Regions from separate parts of the Homo sapiens genome. Here region 1 is linked to region 2. Evidence: read pairs that join two places in POLR2A ChIA-PET (ENCODE). Cell type or tissue: Caco-2. All regions are shown on one strand. Region 1 overlaps FAM83D (family with sequence similarity 83 member D). Region 2 has its middle 81 kb from the start of DHX35.

Evidence for each region. ChIA-PET counts read pairs that join two places held together with the same protein. Peaks named below come from ENCODE experiments on the same cell type or tissue, not always from the same donor. Only the 100,000 strongest peaks of a DNase experiment are listed, where the experiment ranks them.
Region 1: POLR2A ChIA-PET joins it to region 2 with 6 read pairs; 2 of 35 experiments call an interaction of 5 or more read pairs at or near these places.

What each region holds. Positions count from the first base shown.
Region 1 is chr20:38,947,462-38,951,461 of GRCh38, forward strand. It overlaps FAM83D (family with sequence similarity 83 member D), which reads left to right. Exons shown (of 4, transcript NM_030919.3): 3 at 415-539. Among named protein-coding and RNA genes, the nearest start is that of DHX35, 13 kb to the right of the region's middle. In Caco-2, no CTCF peak of the experiment used is centred here; no DNase peak of the experiment used is centred here.
Region 2 is chr20:39,041,557-39,045,556 of GRCh38, forward strand. No RefSeq gene overlaps it. Among named protein-coding and RNA genes, the nearest start is that of DHX35, 81 kb to the left of the region's middle. RefSeq lists a silencer at 1,056-1,256. In Caco-2, no CTCF peak of the experiment used is centred here; a DNase peak (open chromatin) is centred at 1,545.

The DNA.
Region 1 (4,000 bases), 94 kb before region 2:
TACCTTCTTTCAGACTTTGCTAAAATGTTCTTTATTACTAGCATGTTTTCTTTGATGATTTTATCCCACACATTTTGCTTCAGAATCATTTCTTGGATTCTGTTGTTTAGTATCCCAAAAAGGTTGAGTGTTCTTTTAGAACACATACACGCATGAACTAAGGGTCTCAAAAGTAAATATAAGAAAAGAACAGATGAGAAGATGGACCAAATGTAGAAGTAACATCACTTGAGGCTTGAGAACTGTCTGGCTAGTGTACCATGTATACTGTCACTAAATGGTGACCCTAAGCCACGCATATGCCAATAATTATATCTGGGAATTGTAAACTAAGGCTTTTTGTCCTAACCATTTGCTCAGCAGATGAGTATTGCTGAATTGTTCATTTATATTTCTCCCACTCCCTGCCAACAGTTAATGACAGTTCGGACTATCACAGGAAATATCTACTATGCAAGGTCAGGAACTAAGATTATTGGGAAGGTTCACGAAAAGTTCACGTTGATTGATGGCATCCGCGTGGCAACAGGCTCCTACAGGTAAGTCTCTAACCCGTCCAAGGCTTATTAATCTAAACTCTTCAGAAGAAGCATGTCATGTAAAGGTAAAAGCCTTTTCCTCTCAATGGGAGCCTGTATGGCCATGCATTCTGATATGCGTGCATCTGTGTATAGCAGCTGGTTATCAAAGCCTCCTGTTAGAGGCAGTTTGGGTGGGGGTCACTTCCCCTGTCCTGTAGTCCATAGATTAAAATGCAGAAGTTGAACTTGTATTGAGACAACACAGTCAGCAAGTCCTAGATTTCAAGCCTTGGCCCAGGTCTGCAGGGGACGAACTGGGGGTTAACAGCAACACACAGTCTGGAATCCTGGTTCCTTAGGGATCTGGACCCAGCTTGCCCTGCTCACTTGAAGGTAGGGGCAGTTGCAGGCATCTCCATTAGTGTTGAAGGCAGAGCCAGAGCTGTCAGCTTTAGACTCAAATCCTCCACGTTGCTTCAAGCCTTGTAATTTAGAGCTTTAGTCTAGAAAATACTGATTATGTTTCTGACCCACCTTTGAAGTGTCACATTGGCAATGGCATCTTAAGGTAGAGAGCAGGAAGGTTGAAGAGAGGGTGGGGATAATGAGCGGTTTACATGAATCTCTAGAATTTGTGCCATTTGTACATATGTGGCTCCAATGGTTGTATGTTCTGCCGCCTCTGCGGTAGATTGTCTGATGGTTTGCATGAGGTGTGTCTGTAGAATTTTAAAAAGAAAACCCCATTTTTGAAGAAACACACAACCCTGAGTGATAATTACGTGTCAGCCCTGGGTAAAGGTAGAAATGTGAAGGCTTGTGGAAAATGAGGCAGTAAGATCAAGAAAATCTTGACACCTTTCTTTTTCAACAGTACCCTCATTGCTCAGAACAAAATTTGAACTTTCTTCACCAAAGAGGCTGTGGGAAAAAACAAATTGAACTCTTTTTCTTGGAATTTCCTTTTGTAAGAAGTTTATTAAAAAAATTTGTTTTTAACCTAAGTAGGATTTATCTATATTAACCAAACTTAGCTACAAATGGACTTTTGCTGTTCTAAAATATAAAAACTACCCTCTCCAAATGAAATTGATGACGATGATAGCTTCCATTTGTTGAGGAGGTTTTATAATCTTGGTGTTGGATAGGTGCTTTATTTACATTATCTCATTGAAGGCTTTCTTTTTTTTTTTTTTCGTGATGGAGTCTTGCTCTGTTGCTCAGGCTGGAGTGCAGTGGCGCCATCTTAGCTCATTTCAACTTCTGCCTCTCAGATTCAAGCGATTCCTGTGCCTCAGCCTCCCGAGTAGCTGGGACTACAGGCATGCCACCATGACTGGCTAATTTTTGTATTTTTAGTAGAGATGGTGTTTCGCCACGTTGGCCAGGATGGTCTCAGACTCCTGACCTCAGGTGATCCGCTGGCCTCGGCCTACCAAAGTGCTGGGGTTACAGGTGTGAGCCACTGCGCCCGGCCCAGCCTCATTGAAGGCTTTCAAAAGAATCTTCCTTCTCAGGCTTTGAAGGCAGTTTTCAGGGGGACTTTGCATTAGCCATATCTTGGTTACAGGAGACAGAGTTGACTGTGTTCTATGATCTCTGTTTGAAACCTACTTCTGGTACAAATACCACCATTAGTGGGGTGATGGCAAGTGTCAGCTAACTCTCAAACGTACTGACTCGAAGAACCCGGAAGGAAGCATAGAAAGGTACAGTTGGTTTTCAGTTCATCTTGACGTAGGAGCCACACGCTGATCAGAACACTATATCCTGGTTCTGATGTTTTCGAGTTGACTTTTGTTCTTAGGCAGGCTCTCCCTTTGAAGTCAACGATCCTGGCTTTGTTTATTTTTTGTTTTTGAGACAAAGAGTCTTGCCCAGGCCGGAATGCAGTGGACGATCTCGGCTCACTGCCAAGTTCCGCCTCCTGCGTTTACGTCATTCTCCTGCCTCAGCCTCCCGAGTAGCTGGGACTACAGGCGCCCGCCACCACGCCCAGCTAACTTTTTTTTGTATTTTTAGTAGAGATGGGGTTTCACTATGTTAGCCGGGATGGTCTCAATCTCCTGACCTTGTGATCCGGCCACCTTGGCCTCCCAAAGTGCTGGGATGATAGGCATGAGCCACCGTGCCCAGCCAGATCCTGGCTTTCTTATATGGCCTTTAGTAGCTGTCTCCCAAAGGGTGAAACTCTTTCACTCAGAATTACTATCAATCCCTTCTGTCAGAATCCATTTGATAAAGAAAAAAGAAATCTCTGAAAACTTACTTGGCTCTGGTGGGATCACATGCCCACCCTGAATGAATCCCTGCATCCAAGGGAATAGGATACTCTGGCCAGTGTGGACCACATGCCTGCCCCTATTGTGGTTGGAGAGAGTATGATAATGAAAGCTTTCTGGGGTACAGGTGGGTGTGAGTTCTGCTAGCAGAGGAGGGAGGCGGGGAAGGGACACCGTACAGGCAAGGGCACATGGCCACTAATCAGCTCTAAAATGTTTTGAGCCATGGTGTTTTGTGAAAATGGCAGCACAGCCCCATGACTGTGGGTCCTCCACTGTTAGTGAGGAAGACTACTTCAGCAGCCACAAGGACAAGCTTGAGGGCAGGAAGGCCACTGATGTTGCCACTCAAACAGTAGCAAGGAGCAGGGCATTAGCAATTCATAGGGCCTAGGGTCTGATCTGGAGTCCAGCAGTAGCTCCCCTCTGTGATAATCCCTTTATCTGGTTTCCTTACCTTTAAGATGGGGGTGCTGGCCTAAATAGTTTTCTTACCTTTAAAATGGGGATGCTGGCCTAAATATTTAGAAGCCCTATTTTTTATTTTTAATTAATTTTTTGAGATGGAGTCTCGCCCAGTCATGGAATCTCGCCCAGTCATGGAATGTGCAGTGGTGTGACCTCAGCTTACCGCAACCTCTGCCTCCGGGGTTCAAACAATCCTCCCACCTCAGCCTCCCGAGTAGCTAGGATTACAGTCATGCACCACCACGCCTGGCTAATTTTTTATGTGTTTTTACTGGAGACAGGGTTTCACCATGTTGGCCAGGTTGGTCTTGAACTCCTGACCTCAAAGGATCTGCCCACTTCATCCTCTCAAAGTGCTGGGATTACAGTCATGAGCCACCGCGCCTGGCCCCCTTTCCAGTTTTTAAAAACTCTGAGGCAAGGACCAGGTGAGGTGGCTCACACCTGTAATCCTAGCACTTTGGAAGGATGAGGTGGGAGGACTGCCTGAGCCGAGGAGTTCAAGACCAGCCTGAGCAACATAGCAAGACCCCGTCTCAAAACAAACAAACAAACAAAAAAACCCTCTGAGGCTGAGCATTTAGTGTGTTTGTTAAACAGTTGGCCTTTTTACTTTTATGGTAACACACATAAATGTTATATATGTGTTAAGGCTAGTTAAATACATGCAAATGGTAGGTATGATATCACCAAATTTGTGACCCTTATGTGGTAAGATACCTGTACTAT
Region 2 (4,000 bases):
GATCAGAGCTTCGAGATCAGAGCGTCAGGTCTGAGTGAAAGCTGATAAATTGTTTCTTCACAAGTGTGCTTAGACCCCAGCCCAATTCCCCTTACGTGTTTCCCCAGAACACAGATCTGTGGGGTTGGGATTCTTCCCCAGGCAGGTTGTGGCAGCAGGCATCAATGTCAGCTCACTATGAATTTTCCTGAGTCTTGCAAAAATGAGGAATGTGTAGTAATGAGCATTTTATAAAGCTTAAGTTTATTCTCTATAAAAGACCATCCTTTAGTGTTTTTTATTTTTTATTTTTATTTTTTGAGTCAGAGTCTTGCTCTGTCACCCAGGCTAGAGTGCAGTGGCATGATCTCGGCTCACTGCAACCTCCGCTTCCCGGGTTCAAGCGATTCTCCTGCCTCAGTCTCCCAAGTAGCTGGGATTACAGGCACCTGCCACCACACCCAGCTAATTTTTGTATTTTCAGTGGAGACAGGGTTTCATTGTGTTGGCCAGGCTGGTCTCAAACTCCTGACCTCAAGTGATCTGCCTGCTTTGGCCTCCCAAAGTGCTGGGATTACAGGCATGAGCCACCTTGCCCGGCCATCCTTTAGTCTTTTCTTGGTGCTAAGATGCTTTTAGGAAACAATGGTGATAGTAGATGGTGGTTTTATTTTTTAATGTTTTCTTTGGAAAAATAAAATGTCAACAGTCGTTCATCTATCACCCAATTAAAAACCAATTCAAAATGATGAAACAAAAACTGATGTAATCCTCAAGTCTGGGAACTACTGGGTTGTGGCTGAGTGGGCCGGGCAGGGCATCTGGCAGCATCAGCACCAAGATCATCATTCTGGGAAGTGGATCTGAACTGCCAAGCACCCACCTGGGTTTCAAGTGAACTTTGGCGCCGCTGGAGGACATTTCTATCCCCTGGAAGAATTCGAGTTGGCAAGTCTCAGCCCCATATCCCTTTTTCACCTCAAGATAAGATCAGGTATTTTCCACTCTCCAATGATTCATCTGAATTTTCTCCTCAGCCTTCTAATTTGTGATGAAACAGGATGATGGAACTCTGGATTTCTTGTCAGTTTAATCTGTTTTTTTTTTTCTTTTTTTCTGAGTCATTGGAACTGGAAATAGCCAATCAAATAATTGCACAAACAGCTGGCTACTGTGGATGACCAGGTGGAATTTGCGTGGCAGACGGTCTGGAGAGGGCTTGTCCCTGGGTCCTCACAGTCATTGCTCCCTCCAGCAAGCAAGGATGACACGTTGACGTCTCTGGTGAATCCTGGCAGTGTTCCCTTTTGCACTCTTGGGTGGCATTGGACTTGCTGGAACAGGGCGTCTCCTTGCCTGCTTAAGTGCGGCCAAAGAGATTCCCAGCGCAGCGTTCCCCCAGGCCCTCTGGCACACATGGCCACCGCTCCCACTTGTGGGTTCTCCTGAAGGCAATGAGCAGGCTAGGGAGGCTGGGAGGTTCACAAGGGAGGGGTGGTGCAGGCACAGGATTTAATACCCCAGGATCTCCATAGCCAGGTGAACGACCAGCACAGGCTACTGCCCATGGCTTCTTGACCATGGCCTCATCAGTGGCTCCAAGTATGAACGTCCTAGCCAGGTTCTTTGCTGGCCTCAGCCTGATGGGCGGACCCATATAGGACCCAAAGGTCGCCTGAGTTCCTTTCTGCGTCCCCACCACTGCCATCAGCCTCTACATCGCCCTGGACCCCAGGAGAGCAGGAGCTGGCTGATAAGGCCTTACCAGCTCACCCTCAGGCTGTTTATTTTAGCCTCGTTCTCTGGTTGCTTTTCTTCCCCGCATTTTAGGCTTGTTCTGTTTTCAAGTGCGGTCTTCAGTTTGCTTGGTGTCTGCTGTCCCTGTGTTTTCCCTTTGCTGTTGTTTTTTTGTTTTTCCTCATGGGTATGCCTCACCCCTTTAATCTCCACCTCTCTGACCTCTGCATTATTTTCCTTTTTACTGCGAAGTTTTAAAAAGAATGCAGTCGTGTTTATTTTTAATGCTCTTCAAAAGTATTTTTTCCTCGACATTTATGTTAACGTCTTGGTCTTTTTTGTACTCTGCTTGTTTGTCTAACTATTATTTTGGACATTTGTTGTCGTGGTTCTATAAATATTTTCTTCTGTGATCTTCTTTTGTTTCTTTTTGTTTTGTTTTGATACAGAGTCTCGCTCTGTCACCCAGGCTGGAGTGCAGTGGTGCAATATGGGCTCACTGCTGCCTCGGCCTCCTGGGCTCAAGTGATCCTCCCATCTCAGCCTCCCCGGTAGCTAGTAAAGACGGGGTTTCTTAATGTTGCACAGGCTGGTCTCGAACTCCTGAGCTCTAGTGATCCACCTACCTCGGCCTCCCAAAGTGCTGGGATTACAGGTGTGAGCCACTGTGTCTGGCCTTTTCTGTGATTTTCATCTTCTACTTTAGTGTATTAGTTTAAAACTCAACAGTTGACTTCCCATTTTATTTTACTTCCTTTGCCCCCCTTCTCTTCATTTCTTTTTTTTTTTTTTTTTTTGAGACAGAGTCTCGCTCTGTTGCCCAGGCTGGAGTGCAGTGGCATGATCTGGGCTCACTGCAAGCTCCGCCTCCCGGGTTCACGCCATTCTCCTGCCTCAGCCTCCTGAGTAGCTGGGACTACAGGCACCCGCCACCGTGCCTGCCTAATGTTTTGTATTTTTTAGTAGAGATGGGGTTTCACCGTGGTCTTGATCTCCTGACCTCGTGATCCGCCCGCCTTGGCCTCCCAAAGTGCTGGGATTACAGGCGTGAGCCACCGCACCCGGCCTCTTCATTTCTTATTATGCTTAATTTGCTTTAGTGGTTGGCAAAAGGCCTACCTGTAGGTGTGGGAGCTGGGGGAAGGTATTCCAAACAAAGGATTAAATGTCAGGAATGTACAAGGAGCTCCTATAAATCACCAGTGAAAAGACAACTCCAGCAGAAAAAAATGGGCACAGGGAATGGAAGGCAATGTATAGGGGCAGACCCAACACTCCACCAAACCACTGAAGAGATATTCAAAGTTAGTCATCAGGAAAACACAAGCTAAAGCAACAATTAGACATCACTCTGCACCAATGAGATTAGCAACACAGTGGAAAGGTGGCGGATGGAGATGCGGCGGCCTCTGTGCGCAGCTGGTACGGCAGTCCTGGAGAGCCACCTGGGACTACTCATGTGTGTTCCTGCCCCACAGCCCAGAAACTCTGCTTCTGGGGGTGTGTTCCCAACAAAATTCTCACCCGGGTCCTTAGGAGACACATGTAAGGATGCTTACTGGTGTGATGGATGGGGTGGGGACTAATGTCCATCCCTGGGAGGTGTGCAGGGACAATGTATTGGATGACACTGTGGATCAGTACAGAGCAGGTTCATAGAACACAGACCTGAGAAATAGCTGAGTGGAAGAATTAAGAAACTGCTGTAATCCCAGCACTTTGGGAGGCCGAGGTGGGCAAATCACAAGGTCAAGAGATTGAGACCATCCTGGCCAACATGGTGAAACCCTGTCTCTACTAAAAGTACAAAAACTAGCTGGATGTGGTGGTGTGCACCTGTAGTCCCAGCTACGCGGGAGGCTGAGGCAGGAGAATCACTTGAACCTGGGAGGCTGAGGTTGCAGTGAGCCAAGATCGTGCCACTGCACTCCAGCCTGGCGACAGGGCGAGAGTCTGTCTCAAAAAAAAAAAAAAAAAAAGAAAGAAAAAAAAAAAGAAACTGATGTGATAGTCCTGTTCACGGAGACTAAAACTACATGCACACAAAACCAATACGATTGCAAAAATATGTACAAACAAGATGTGCATCGCAAGTGTTGCCTGTGGGGGTGGGGGTAGGACACAAGGATTGGCAATAAAATAAAATGTAAAATGAAGTAAGATGGGGATAAGGAGCCTCAAGTGTTCATCTGGAGGAGATGTGGATTTTAGGACACATAGCCCTTCTTGTCTAAGGTTTTAGACCTGCTCACCAGTGGCCCCGGGAGGCAGGAGGTTGTGGAGT